Regions from separate parts of the Mus musculus genome. Here all the other regions are linked to region 3. The links are chromatin loops, found by intact Hi-C in ENCODE. Cell type or tissue: heart. All regions are shown on one strand.

Region 1 (5,000 bases), 300 kb before region 3:
GATGAAATTTCAAGACCTATAAGTCATATAAAGTACTCAGAAATTGCTGGTTGTTTGTGAGCCTAGAGGCTGCCTGGGGCTGAGAAAAAAGAAAAACAAACCTGGGTATGCCCCGTAGTTAAAATATTCCTGGGAACAGCTTGACCATAAGATAAAGAGGAATGTGAGGACATAACAGGGCTATCTAAACTGAGTCAACAACTCACAGAACTCTGACACCCTGCACGTACATGTAATTTTTCTGCTGATGTTTGAATAAGCCAATAGTGTGTCGCTATGCTGAATTCCACACCCCTAAGCCCCTTACCCCATAAAAACCCCTAGCTTTCGCGCCTCGGGGCCGACATCTGTTATCTCCTGTGTGGGATGCAAGTCGGTCCGGAGCTCTGTAATTAAACGACCTCATGTAATTAAGGACCATCAAGATGGTCCTTTGTGATTTTTTGGGTGCACGCCAAATAGGGAATGGAGTGGGGGTTTCCCCACTAGGTTCTAACAATAGTAAAAAAAAAAAAAAATCGTCCAGAAGATGGCAGTAAAGTATCTTGGTTTTGTTTGGGAGAAAAAATACCCAACTTTGAATCTGAGGAGATGGCTCAGTAGGTGAAGTGCTTGACGCATGAGCTTGAGGATTTGAGTTTGGGTTACCAGGAAACATAAATGTCAGTTCAGGGATGTGTATGTATCCCTGGTGCTGGGGGCAGAGGTGAAAACTAGAAAAAACAAGGTAGAGAGTGATTGACTTCCACACTCAGGTGCACAGCTAGCTATACATTCACATGCACACACACACACACACACACACACACACACACACACACCTGAAAATGTGCACACAAAAATTGTGACAAAGTTTTGCTGATTAGGATTTGTTTCTTTAAAAAACAAAACGCTAAACATTATTATAATGAAAATATATCATAAATTGAGATCAGCCAGACTCAAAGTTTATCCATCTTAATGAGCTAGACCAGTGGTTCTCAACCTTCCCAATGCTGCAACCCATTAGTACAGTTCTTCATGTTGTGGTGACCTCCAACCATAACATTATTCATTGATACTTCATACTGCTGTGAGTTGAATTGGAAAAATTTGACCTGCCCGATATCTGATATTTGATGCCTATGAAAAGGTCATTTAAGACCAAGGGGTCACGACCCACAGGTTGAGAACCACTGTTCTACGCACTTAAAAATAGCCATTCTGAAGGTGTGGAGTCTACACTGGGTCCAGTATAACACGTGGAAGGGAGAATACAAAAGGGTGTATATTAGTTTGATGAGGAAGAACAGAATGCAGGCTAAGGCCACGTGGCCATGGAAGAGGACGTAAAGCTAGCTGGTTTTCTAGTTAGGATTCTGACATGGATTTGGAAGTAGTGGTGGATCAGGGTGCAAATGCCTAAATCCATAGATGCACAAGGCTTTTAAGTAAAACGAGTAGCAGTTTCGTAAAACCGATGCATATCCATCAGGTTATTTCCAGTACCCACAACAATGCCAACGCTGTGGGAATAGTTGTTACACTGATTGTTGAGGGAGCAGTTACAAGAGGAAAGTCTGTATGCGTTCCTTACAAATGTGGTTTTTTTTTTTTTTTTTTTTTTTTTTTTTTTTTCCAAAATATACACGCCCTTGTGCTTGGTTGGATCTGACAGTGTGAAGTGCTGACTATACCACTCACGACCACTCAGAGCTGTGGTTTGGGACACAGAGCGATGATCATATTTGACTTTGGAAAAATCTAAAAAGCAGAAAAAAAAAACTGCAGGGCTAAAAAAAAAAAAAGTAGCTGGGGTGGGGGTGGGGGTCGGGGGAAGAGTGGGGCAGGGGGCGGGGCTGTGAGTGAGTGAGTGAGTGAGTGCTTGCTCAGTAAAGACACCAAAGGCAGGGGATGTTGCTATGCTGAGATCAGCAAAATTCAGAGTTTTTAAAGTGAACCCAGATGAGGAACGCTTGGGAGCCCACTGGGATCATGTGACTCCAGTTCAAGAGGACAGGTTCACCTGGGTCAGCAAGACTCCCACAGGAGAGGGTGGCAAAGCAGGCCACCACCGGGAAGGGAGGCAAAGGGGCAAAGGGTTCTTCCCAGTCACAGGGGTTAGTTTAAATGCTCCGGAGAGTCCTTCTGGAGGTTTGGTCCAAGCGGTCAAGAGAGACTTGAATGTCCTTGGGATCCGGAAATCACAAAGCATCCAAAGCCCCTCCCTGTCCTCCAGCCTGACGTCAGACAGAGAGAGCCAAGCCATAGGAGAGTGCTGTGACAGAGGTGACTGAGAAAAGGCCTGAAGTCACACGACCCACCCTCTCTTTCCCTCTCCCTGAACTGCTGCCAGGGGGCGCAGGAGATTTAACCTCGAGACAGAGGCTGTATTTACAACTAAATTCCCTTAGGCGTCATGTTTATTCCCAAGTGTAGCAGGATGCTCAAGAGCCCACCCAGCTCTTTAAAGTCAGGGGAATCGGTTCCTGCCTTCATTTTTGAAAATAGGCAGACAAAAATAGAACTGAATCTTGACAGCCTGTTTTTCCAAGTATGACGAACATGTTGTACAGAGTTCTTGACACCATAGTCAGCAGCAGATGTTGACAAATGAGATCTATTAGATTATGTTCTCTCTCCCTCTCTCCCCCTCCTCACCCCCCTTCTCTCTTCAGTGTTTCTCTGTATGGCTCTGGCTGCCCTGGAACTCTCTCTCTAGACCAGGATGACCTTGAACTCACAGATCTGCTTGATGTGATTAAAGGAGTGTCCCACTACTGCCTGGCTGTAGTTTACTCTCTTAAGTAAGTTTTTTATTGTTATGAAACAGATATTTATGAGTCTTCAGGCGAAAAAAAAAACCCTTTTGAGATTTACTTATTTGATTTATTTTTCTTGTTTGTGTGTGGGTGTTTTGTCTACATGCATGTCTGTGTACTATGAATGCGCTGGTGTCCATAGAGGACAGAAGAGAGCACTGGATTCCTTAGGTCTAAGCTGATATTAGTTGTCATCTGGAGTTACAGATAGTTTGAGCTGACAAGTGGGTGCTGTGTGTTGTGGGAGAGCAGTCAGTACTCTCAACTGATGCACCAGCTCTCCAGCCCCTAAAAAAGCCTTACCACATATCCTACAGCTAACTTTTATCTGATTTTTTGATCACTTTAATAATACTATGATACACTAAAATGATGGACTATTTTGTTAATACAGTTTATATTTTTAGGGTCCCTGTCATCAACAAAATCATATTCTGTTCCCTCCCTTTCTTCTTTCCTGCTTCCCACCCTGGCGTGTCCAGGGTCTTACTTTATAGCCCAGGCTGACCTAGAACTAAAGTGCTGTGAACATGTTTTTATTTTTTTATTATGGCTTAAAGGTAAACCTTCTCTTTTTTTTTTTTTTTTTTTTTTTGTCCCATCATGTCGCTCAAGCTGCTCTGGAACTCCTGGGCTCAGGTGACTCTCCTGCCTCAGCCTCCTGAGGCAGCCATCACAGGCACCAGCCCGTGTTCCCGGCTTGCTTATTATGTTGAATTTTATTTCACCTCGACTTGTTTGGAAAGTAATCTTCGTTGTCTACTCTGGGGTTCAGGGCTTTGATTTTTTGTGTTCTGTAGGGCATGAGTAGAATAAACCACTTTGGAGCCACGAAGATTCCTGGTGGGAACGGTGTCCCCACCTGCACAGTGTCACTGTCAAACTGGAAAAGGAAACGAAGCAGGAGAGCTCTGAGTTCCTTCCCTTGGTTTTGGAAGTAAATGAGAGAAAGCAGGAGCATCATTGAAGCGTAAGCCTAGTATGTGCTTAGTAAGGAAAAAAGATAAAACATTTATTATTTTGTTGGAGACCAAACATTAAGCGTTTGTTAACAAACACATGTAAGAAAAAAAAAAAAAAAAAGGGTTGAGCGATTGAATGACCCAAACTTGAGCTTTGGTTATACACTGTGTGGTGCTGGTGACCAGCATCCTAGCAGCTCAGAGAAGAGAGGAGCCGTCATGGATGTAGTCATAGTTGCCAGGGGGAATGGAGTGGGCTATTTAAAAGGAGAGAAAGCTTCAGGTAATTTCTGGCAGAAACAGTCTGAGATTTGGAGAGGCTGTGGCTAAAGAGAGCTTCTTCAGCACCCCAGATCTCAGGGTGAAGGCATAGCTCAGTGGTAGGATGCTTGTCTACTATGTGCTAGTCCCAAGGATCAACTGCCCCCCCCGCCCCGTCTCCTCCTCTAGCCAAAATAAATGGAAAACAACAACAATAACAGCAGCAGCAGCAACAACAACAACAACAAAAACAGAAACAAAACCCTTAAGAACTGCCCAGACATTTTTCATTGCTTCAAATCTCATCTTCCCAAAGAGGCCTCTGCTAATCGTTGATTCCCAAACCATATTTATCGTGCCATTTATTTATCTAAACTTTGTTTAGTTTCTGTGTCTTTAATTAAAAGAAGCTTGGTGAAACTAAAGGTCTTTCTTTATTGGTCCTGGTTACCACTGTTCTCAAGGACTAGAATTGAGCTATCCAATACTGGATACACGCAGTTATTTGACTGAAAGTAGAATTAACTGAAGTATAATGGATTTCCTCAGCGACTTCAGTCATATTTAAAGTGCCAGTCCATACATGAGGCTGGCGAGTACCATATTGAAAAGGAATATTAGTCAGCTTTCAGTCACTTAGACAAAACACCCGAGGTGATCAGCTGTATTCGAGTTCATGATTTCACTGATGAACACTTGGCCCCACTGCTTTGGGCCTGTAGCAATAAAGCACGTTATGAAGGCAGCAATGATTAAGGAGATTGGTATACTTCATGGTGGCCAAGAAGCAAAAGGAAAGAGAACGAGGGCTGGGGTCCCAATGTGCCACCCATGATTGTTACTGTTCGTTTATTCAATGACCTAGTTTCCTCCAAGTCTCATCTCCTAAAGATTCTATCACCTCTCAAAAGTGCCACAGATTGGGGACCAAGTGTCCAACGTGTGGACACGTGAGAGATTCTTATGGTCCAAATTC
Region 2 (5,000 bases), 240 kb before region 3:
TAGCCGCCACCATGCCTCATGAGGGACCATGTGCAGCCTCCAATCAGGACTAGCTCTAGCTTTGAGCAGCTACATTCCAGTGTGTTTGCACAACCACAAAATAACCTCCTCACACAGCTCTCAGAAGTATGCCTGCCATCAAGTAACACATGACTGTATTAGGTTCTGTGAGCAAATCAGGGCGATTAGTCAGGGAATGAACAAAGGGACATTAAAGTCACAGGCCGGCAGGGTACCTGCTTTGCATTCCATCTGATTGCAGGGAAGGCCTGAAATGGCCAGCATGGTTGCCCTCCAGCAACTGTTTACCCCACAAGCCCCTCGGTGACGAAGGAGCTGGAGCAATGACCTGTGTGTCTTAGATTGTGTGATCTGCAGATCAGAAGGAAACTATTCCATGACTTTTTTTTCTCTTGTGGGCCTTTGCCTTCTGAGACTGAGAATGAAGCCCACATCCTGGGCAGGACTGTGGAAGGCAGGAGCTCTGTCTTAGTCTGGAACCCCAGGTGACAGTCCCCAGTGACAGTGAGCTGCCTTGGGGATGGGAGAGGAGGAAGCTAGGACTGGGGCATTGCCTCAGCTGGACCTGGGGACAGCCCCAGTTCTCTGATTGACATTCCCCAGGCTGGGCCAGCCAGTTTCTGGGAGAAATTTCAGGGCACTCTAGGATACAGACCACCCCTTTAAAAGGTATTGGTAGGTCAGGCTTGGTGGCTGTAATCTCTGCAACTGGGAGGTTGAGGCAGGGAGGTTACCACAAGTGCAAGACGGCTTAGACTACGCAGTGACTTCAGGGCCAGTGTACGATACGTGTAGAGGTCCCGTCTCAGCAAGCAAAGGAAACCAAAAATGTTGGTGATCCTCAAAGTCTCAGTGATAGAAAGAGGAAAACACATCTAATTCAGTTGTCCCCTAAGCCTTTAAACCCTTGCTATGTTTCTATCTATTTGCCCCCAGTTTCATGTGTACTGTTTCTATATGACCCATCACGCCAGGTCCTCACTGGTACAGTTTTCGGGACTGTTTCTGTAGTTAGTAAGTAGCACCATTCTTAGAGCCTCTGTTTCTTCTAGGGCCGTCCTTCTCAGCCTGTGGGTTGAGACCCCTTTGGGGGTCACATAGCAGATATTCTGCATATCAGGTATCTACATTACTATTCATAATAGTAGCAAAATTAAAAGTATGAAGTAGCAGCGAAATAATTTTATTGTTGAAGGTCACCACATGAAGAATGGTATTAAAGGGTCACGGCATTAGGAAGGTTGAGAACCATTGGTCTAGGGTCTTTGTAGCAGTCTACTTGTAAATACAGTGTCTGTGTGTACCATGCAAATATAGTAACCATAGAGGCTTGAAGAGGGCATTGGATCCCCTGAAACTGGAGTTAGCCACAGTTGTGAGCTACCATGTGGGTATTGGGGGCTCAAACCCAGGTCCTCTGGAAGAATAGCCAGCGCTCTTAATCACTGAGCCATCTCTCTAGCCCTGAAAGTAATGTTCTTATGGCTACTTCAGTACCTACTTTAGGGCTGCAGCTCAGAGGGAGAGAGTTTGCCTATTGTGGGTGACACCCTGGGTTTGATTCCCAGTTCCTCTGATTCCTAACAACAACCAAACCAAATCAGACCAGACCAGACCAGACCAGACCAGACCAGTACTGTGCTTCAAGCAATCACACTTGCCTTGTTATCTCCCCACAGCATCCTGCTAGTTACTGTTTAAAAGGGAATTTCATTAAAAACAGAATTTCTGGATGAACATTCTTGCCTGACTGGCTCTTGATACACATTGTTGGATAATATTTTATCTTCCTCTCCTCCTTTTAAAATTATTTCTTTTGTTTTTATTGTATGTGTATGTATGCTTTGCTTGCATGTATGTAGTCATACCATGTGCGTGCCTTCTGCTGAAGGAAGCCAGAAGAGGGCATCAGACCCTCTGGATTACAGATGGCTGTGAGCAACCATCTGGGTGCTGGGAAACGAAACAGGGTCCTCTGTAAGAGCAACCAGTGCTCTTAACTGCTGCGCCATCTCTTGAGCCCAAATTTTTATTGTTAAAGATTGTATTTATTTTATGTGGATCAGTGTTTGCCTGCACGCATGGAGGCCAGAAGAGGGCACCAGATCCCCTGGAACTGGAAGCATGGATAGTTGTGAGCCACCATGCCAGTACTGGGACCCCAACTGGGATCCCCTGCAAGAGCAAGTGCTCCTAACCACTGATCCATTTCTCCTGATCCCTCCCTCCTTTTTAGGAGCAATCTATTAGTGTGGCTGGATTTCAAGTTTTCCAGTATTGTACATACTGCTTTCTAAATGGATTAAATAAGACACTGTCCCAACATTGCCTCTTCCCCTCCCCCTTCCCCTTCCCCTCCCCTCCCCTCCTCAACAGAGTCTCATGTAGGCCAGGTAGTCCTCAAACTTGTTATATACCTGAGGCTGACCTTGAACTCCTGATCCTCGTGTTTCTACATCCCAAGTGCTGATATTACAGGTGTGTACCACCACACTCAACCCAACATTGATATTCTTACTTGCTTGCTTAATTTGCTCACACATATCTGTAATCCCAGCACTTGGGAAGCTAAGGTTGGAGGATCACCATTTTGAGGTCAGCCTGCTCTACACAGTAGGGCTGTGTATCAAAAACAAAACTAAAATAGAAACAAGCCTAATGACCTTGCTGTCCTCTGAGTTTACAACAGAAAGTCCAAATCTCTGAAAAGATCCCACAGAACGTTTTTAGAAGGATAGAACAGTGAATTTCTGGTGTGGGGTTTTGACTTTGTGCTAGTTATATCATATTCATTATGGTCTACAGATTATAGGTTGTTCAGCTAATGCTTAAGGTAAAAGTGAATAGGCATCTATTTTTTTTTTTTTAAATAAAAGTATGTTATATGGAATAAACAAATTCAGGAAAATAGTTGATTTTATCATCAGGCTAGAACACACAGGATGCCAGCAAGGGTGGTCACACCATGCTTCTGCAAGTGCGCACGCGCGTGCACACACACACACACACACACACACACACACACATATATTCAATGCTGAAGACCAATCCTAGGGCCTCATGCGTGCTGCTACGTAAGCACTCTGTCTGGAGGCACTGGTAGTTAAAGCTGCACAAACATGGAGGGATTTAACCAGTGCCACATTTGCCTCCGTGTATTTTTCCCTAAGTGTTCGCATTCACGGTTCTCGCTGTGTGGCTGCCGTTTGCCAAGTCCTTTAGATCCCGTGTTCTGTGCTGAACACAACAGGGACTCTGCCTGTTTAAAAGGAAGACGAGGAACTCTTGCCAGCGGCTTAATATTGATAAGAGACCTGGGGCAGACCTCCGTGCTGGGCCGATACAGGAACCGCCGGACTCTGGAGTTTGGGTGGCTCGTGAGAAGTCGTCCATCTTTGTTTGTTTGGTTTTCCTGGCCCTTAGGCTTCCTGCCACTCACCCTGTTGTTTTAGCCCCCCGGGGACTGTATCTGCTGACTCTGCACCGCTCTGGCTGTTTATTTTCATTTGAAAGTTGATGTCCGCAGACTGAAATGCTGTGGGTGGGTGGGACCAAAAAGACTTCTTTCAGTTGGCGGCTTCCCTTTTTTGAGTGGTTGTGCTGTCTTCCTATCTCTCAGAAGCCATGACAGTTGGTCGCTCACACCTGGGACACAAGTCACTGAGACTGTCCTGGATGAGCCCTGCCTTCTCCTTGCCCTCGGTGGGCAATGCCGTGTGTACAGGGAACTTCAGAGAAATCTCCCTGCGCTTGGTGGAAGGTTGGGACGAATTCTATTGAGAGCAGCTTTAAGTCCTTCAATTCCTTTAGTTAATTTAATTCCTTTAATTGAATGTACTCAGCATGTCAAGGCACTGTACTTTGGGTTTTATTGTCTGAACTCAACAGTAGCCTAATCTGAAGTTGCTGGGAACTGAAAAATAAAATTTCATCTGGGGCTGGGGGAACAAGGGTGGTACTGGTGTAGGAAAAGGGCCAGGAACACTCAATTCCTCCTAAGTTTTCCTGTTTTTCCTTTTCCTTCCTCAAGCTAAACCTTGAGATACATGTTTTAGTTGTAAAAAAATTCCTAGTTATAGTCACTTACGCAAATGAGGATTCCTTCCATGCATCGATGGTGTGTATTGTTCCCAGGGCTGGGTCAAACTGCGGACCACAGAACTTTGTCTCCCCTAACCCTTCTGCTTTCATTAATCAATGGTGGAATGTGAACTGTCTTTGTAACTTAGCCATCCTAGAGGAGTTCACTGTTGCCCCTGCAGCTGAAGAAAGCAGGGATCATGGGCACCACGTAATCGCTCTTGGATCCTCAGCTGAGCCCCGAATCACCATGCATGAGGACTTGAATAGACACAGTTATGGCAGAAGGTGGAAGTAGAAAATACCATCAGTTTCTAATAATTCTATTATGCCACGCATGGCTGTGTGTGCCTATCAGCCTACACTTGGGAGGCTGAGGTAGGAAGATCTTAAATTCAGAGTCATCCTGGGCCATATGGTAAGCTAGTCAGGGCTACAGACTGAGACACTGTCTTAACAAAACAAAACACCAAATTAAAAGAAAAAAAGCAACTCCCTAAACTCTATTGTCTGTCTCAGTCCTTAACTGGGATAGTTTCTGATAGCAACTGTCACATCCGACTGTCGTCAGGACCATTTATGGTGCGATCCTCTTTGTGCTGGATGCTTTTGTTGATGTCTTCCCCAACCCACAGGCAGGGAATCCCTTCCCTAGAGATTAAGAAACTCGCGCACGGAAACGGAGCGGGGCCTTTCATTAGAGTCCCTGTGAGTGAGTGGCAAGAAGTGTCTCTCTTTCTTACAAACAATGAACCTGGTTGTGGTACTTTCCTGAGAAGACATTAGACTATGTGGGAGTCATTGTTCTGCTGACTAAACAGTGATAAAATGAGAAACGAAATAACAATTACCTCAAGACAGCTACCTCACATGCCGCCCTCGTATGCCTTTCTTCTTCT
Region 3 (5,000 bases):
GGGTTATTGTTATTGTTTGCATGTGTGAATGAATGAATCACATAAGCATTACTTACAGGAATGTGGCTATACGTTTATAAGGTCACATGAACATGGGAGACTTACCAGTAGCTACTCCACTAAAGAAAATGCCGCTCCCTACCTCACCAACCATTAACTGCTGTGGATCCTCAGTTAGTGAAGGGGGGAGAAGTTTCACAGGATGCGCAGCAAGCAGAGAGCATCATGGTGGTGGTCACTGGACACGCTCACTTCTTGGGTGCCAGGAAGCTGGGGCGGGGAGAGAGGGAATGGAAAGGGAGAGGAAAAGGGGGAGAGGAGGCAAGGGAGAGGGGGAGGGAGGAGGCAAGGGGAGAGGGGTTAGGGAAGAGGGAGAGAGGGAGAGGAAGAGGGAAAGGGAGAGTGAGATGATCAATCCAGTGAGACTGGCTAGCCAATTGAGCTCCAAGGATCCGCCTTCTCCCCTCACTGGCTCTGGATTATAAAAGTCCGATGCCACAGCAGTATTTCACAGGTGCTGTGGATCCTAATCATGTCCTCAGGCTTTGATGGCCAGACTCTGCCCAGCTCTCTGATTCTTAACTTTGTTTCTATGTCTGTTGAAAGGCTAGATTGCTAACACACATTTATAAACCCAGGATTTGGGAGGCTGAAGCTGTAGAGGGAAGCACTATAATAAGTTCTAGGTCAGCCTGGTCTACACGGTGAGTTCCAGGTAGTCAGGGATGTCAAAATAAAGACTTGTCTTAGGAAAAAAGCAAGAAAGCATGCAAGAGGGAAGGAACTTCCTTCATGGACTCCTGCAATGAGATAAGCATGAAGCATCTTCGAGAGTAGGAACCCTCAATTCTGCAGAAATGATTAGCATACTAACCTGCATGGCTTTACACCCAGAGATTCCTTCGTGTGTGTGTGTGTGTGTGTGTGTGTGTGTGTGTGTGTGTGTTTCTATCACACAATCTAAACTTAGCCATGTTACATCTGCAACATCTTTTCCTTTGATAAATCATAAGCAAACACACACACACACACACACACACACACACACACACACACAAAACATCTTTCAAGGGGCTGGTGAGATGGCTCAGTGGGTAAGAGCACCCGACTGCTCTTCCAAAGGTCCGAAGTTCAAATCCCAGCAACCACATGGTGGCTCACAACCATCCGTAATGAGATCTGACTCCCTCCCTCTTCTGGAGGGTCTGAAGACAGCTACAGTGTACTTACACATAATAAATAAATAAATCTTTAAAAAAAAAAAAACATCTTTCAAAAGCCTAGCAAGAGGCCAGTTATGGTGGTACATACCTTTAATTCCAGCACTTGGGAGGCAGAAGCAAGAGAATCTCTGTGAGTTTGAAGCCAGCCTGGTCTACACAGAGAGTTCCTGAACATCCACAGCTACATAGACAGACTCTGTTTCAAAAAAAAAAAAATCCAAATCCAAATCTGAGCACCCAGTAGGCTGCGAGCTCATCACGGAATTGTTGGGAAAGATGAATGGTCCCTTCCAATGGCAATGCCAAGACTCTGCAAACTGCTCAGTGCCATTTCCACACCTGTAAGCTACATCCACACAGGATCCCCAAATTGCGATCAGCAATAGCCTAGTACACTAAACTTCTCCCCAATACATTCATTTCAAATCCAGGAGATGACCCAAATCTTCATCATTTGCTGTCTCTTCTCAGAGTTCAATTATCCAATGCAAACTTTCACACTGAAGGTGTCCAGGAAGAGGCTGAGAAGACGGTCCAGTGTGTAAGTTACTTTCTATGCAAGCAAGGCTCACCTTGGGATCCCCAGAACCTATGAAATCCCAGTGCTCCTACCGCAAAGTAGAGAGCAGGGACAGGAGACATCCTGGAAGCCCGCTGAGCAGCCAGCCTGTCTCAAACAAGGTAGAAGGTGAGGCAAGAAGAAGGGCACTTTACACCGGAACTGGTAGTCCATATGTGCAAATATCTCACAAAGCATTACCTACCCTTATTAAGAGCAATACATTCTGATATTCTCTTCTTTTTGTTTCATGCCTGCTTAAGGAAGAAGAGAGGGGATAGGAAAGAGGGACGGGGAGAGGGTAAGAAGAAATAAGTTTATTTCCCAGCCTCACTCCGGAGATCAAGAGGGCAACACTAAACTAGAAAAATAAAATGTAAGATTTTTCTCCCAATACAGGGCCTCTGAGCGAGTCTAAACAGTGCCATCTACTGTGCATACTGGGTATTGCAAGCTTTTGGGGTTTTGTGGCTCTGAGATTTATTTGCCCATCTTTCCTTTAAGGACATTTTCCCCCTAAAGCAGAAATTCCTCTCAAGCAGTTTAAGGAGAGTTTTAAGAGAATGACTACCACATAAGTTCTATTCTGAATCTTAAGACCAAATATTAGAGTCCTCGAAAGGGATTTGTGGTTTGCAGAACACACTGTAACCAGGGCCTTGGGAGCAAAAGCCTAACCATAGTCAGTGGTCCCCAGGAAACAAACCTTAAATTCAGACCACGGTAGACAAATGTTTAACACTGAATTACTATTGTCTATCAAATATAATATAACAAAGAACCAACAATCCATTGTCAATCCTGACTATATTCTAAAATAGCACATGAGGCTTCTTTCTTCCTTCCTTCCTTCCTTCCTTCCTTTCTTCCTTCCTTCCTTCCTTCCTTCCTTCCTTCCTTCCTTCCTTCCCTCCCTCCCTCCCTCCCTCCCTTCTTTCTTTCTTTCTTTCTTTCTTTCTTTCTTTCTTTCTTGGAGTTCCATCCCCCAGCTTGCTCCAAAAACAATTAAAAATAACATAGGGCACAATACCATTGTCGCAAAAATTAGAATACAGAAATCCCATTGGCTCCTCTGTGGATAATGGAGAATTTCCATGATGACTAGCCACTATAATACACAGAATTTAATATTTAGTAGGAAAGAATGTTTACTGCTGGTCAGCAGAGGCAGCTATGGTTGCTTCATTTCAGAGTAATCTATGTGTGCATTTGACACAAACATGTTTAAAAGAATCTCTGTAATTCTTCCATGGTCTGCTTAAATAACCACCGAAGAGGCACAGCAATGTGCCCGCAAGAGCCCCTGTTCATCCAGACATGGCACTGGGACTGGCCTCTTCCACCGTGTGTATGCAGCTGAGACATGGCCTCTTTGGTTTCACCAGAACACCTTATGTGTTAAAACTTTTAAAAATATAAAGTAGGCCGGGCGTGGTGGCACATGCCTTTAATCCCAGCACTCGGGAGGCAGAGGCAAGCGGATTTCTGAGTTCGAGGCCAGCCTGGTCTACAAAGTGAGTTACAGGACAGCCAAGGCTACAAAGAGAAACTCTGTCTCGAAAATAAAAATAAAAAGTACAAAATGGAGGAAACCTTGTCACTTACAGCAGGCTGGGGAGTGAATAAAGACACCCGGTCAGAGGTACAGCCTGCTATGCTGGCACTGAAGTCACAGGGCATTAATTCACACCATCCTAAGCCACACAGGAAGGTCAAGGCCAGCCTGGGCCGAAGAAGCTGACTCAAAACAAACAAAAGAACAACTGAAGTTGTGGTGAAAGCATATCCCATATAATAATCACCCACGCAGACTGGCAGGGCCCAGAGAAGCCATTTCTGCCATGGCATTCCACTATCAAATGTGAGGCATTATTAACTATCCAGGGAGCCAGAGGCCCTCCGGTTTCCAACGGCTATTTTGGGAAGAGCTGAATAGGATTTATTAATCACGCCCATAGGATTAATGGTTCAGTAGCAAACTCAGGAAAAGCATATAGAACCCAAGGGGCTGATGACAGGGGCTGACGTCTCTTCCAGAGGCGATCGATGGGCCCATCTTGCCTGGAAACTTGTCAAGTGGAAGGACAGGGGCTCCAGACACTCGCAAGCCTTTTCTTGTTCTGAAACATTCTCTGCCATCACCTACATTTGATTTATGAGTCAGAAATGTGAAGGTTGCGTTCAGAGCAACCTTCCCAGGATTCAAGAGATGGCCCCAGAAGGGAGCAGGCAAGCAGTCATCCATCAAAATGGCAAGTTGTATAATTTTATGGGTGTGGTTGTGCGTGTGTGCACACACAGACACACACAGACACACACAGACACACACAGACACACACAGACACACACACATATATATACAACTATATAGCAAACTATATAATAAACAACTATAGAATTAAGATACTAAGTAGCCTAAACATTAGCCGTTTTACCTCCTAAGGGCTTTCAGTATCACCAGGAAAGTCCAGCTGAGCAGTAACGAACGAGGGTTTATGTTCTCAGTATTGACCAGGGCAAAGCAGCCCTCACCTGTCCAGACACGTGAATGTGACAAGGTGCAGTGGTCAGCGATCCTCACTGGTTAATCATCAATAGCTGCTTCAGAGGCCCCTGCTCACCCCTCACCACGGTCTGGCCTTGCTGTTCCCTCCATTCACGGCCAACCTAGAAGATGCCGTGGGATTCTGCTTAAAGCCAAGTCAAAAACTATTCTCTACCTGGTTAGTTTCCACACATGACTGAGACAAAGGTGAGCGGATCCACTGCAGGTCCATGAGTCCTGTTCCCTTCCCGCTGTGTTCCCACTGGTACTGAGCTCCTCGTGGGCCCAAGCGTTGAAACAGGAAAACGTGGGGGAGCTGGGATGAAAAGAGTATGGTTTAGCTCCAGTGCTCACCTTACAAAGGCAACGTGCAACAAGGGGTACATAAACTCTTTCTTAAGATCTGCTAATCAGATGCACGTATAGCCTCATTTGAAGAGAATCTCCATCAAGCCCTTCCTAGCTCTTTTCTAGCTTCCTCTGTCCCCCTGTCCTCCCTTCTCCTCCCTTCTCCCTTCTCCTTGCCTCTCTTCCCCTCCCTTCTCCTTCCCTCTCCCCTCTCCCCCTCTGGAGAATACACATACACAAATAAATTTAGCATTTCTTACCCTAGAGGAGCCTCTGGTCTAGTTGGTGAGAAAACAAGAAACAAGGAGGGATGGCTGGAACAGAG

The links. Hi-C counts contacts between places; a loop is a spot of excess contacts. Peaks named below come from ENCODE experiments on the same cell type or tissue, not always from the same donor. Only the 100,000 strongest peaks of a DNase experiment are listed, where the experiment ranks them.
Region 1: a loop joins it to region 3, with 14 times the contacts of the local background. A loop is called at or near these places in 14 of 42 quality-filtered maps.
Region 2: a loop joins it to region 3, with 5 times the contacts of the local background. A loop is called at or near these places in 9 of 42 quality-filtered maps.

What each region holds. Positions count from the first base shown.
Region 1 is chr14:57,404,869-57,409,868 of GRCm38, reverse strand. No RefSeq gene overlaps it. Among named protein-coding and RNA genes, the nearest start is that of Cryl1, 8.9 kb to the right of the region's middle. In heart, CTCF peaks have their summits at 538 (motif pointing right) and 2,338; a DNase peak (open chromatin) is centred at 2,228; H3K4me3 peaks cover 636 bases; H3K27ac peaks cover 801 bases.
Region 2 is chr14:57,343,458-57,348,457 of GRCm38, reverse strand. The region is part of intron 3 of Cryl1 (crystallin, lambda 1); the gene reads left to right. Among named protein-coding and RNA genes, the nearest start is that of Gm23593, 12 kb to the right of the region's middle. In heart, a CTCF peak has its summit at 2,111 (motif pointing right); a DNase peak (open chromatin) is centred at 3,237; H3K4me3 peaks cover 736 bases; H3K27ac peaks cover 2,413 bases.
Region 3 is chr14:57,106,601-57,111,600 of GRCm38, reverse strand. Gm32912 (a long non-coding RNA gene) reads right to left here. Exons shown (of 5, transcript XR_383459.4): 1 at 4,936-5,000; 2 at 4,503-4,643; 3 at 4,218-4,314; 4 at 1-270. Among named protein-coding and RNA genes, the nearest start is that of Gjb2, 4.4 kb to the right of the region's middle. In heart, a CTCF peak has its summit at 2,214 (motif pointing left); no DNase peak of the experiment used is centred here; H3K27me3 peaks cover 3,290 bases.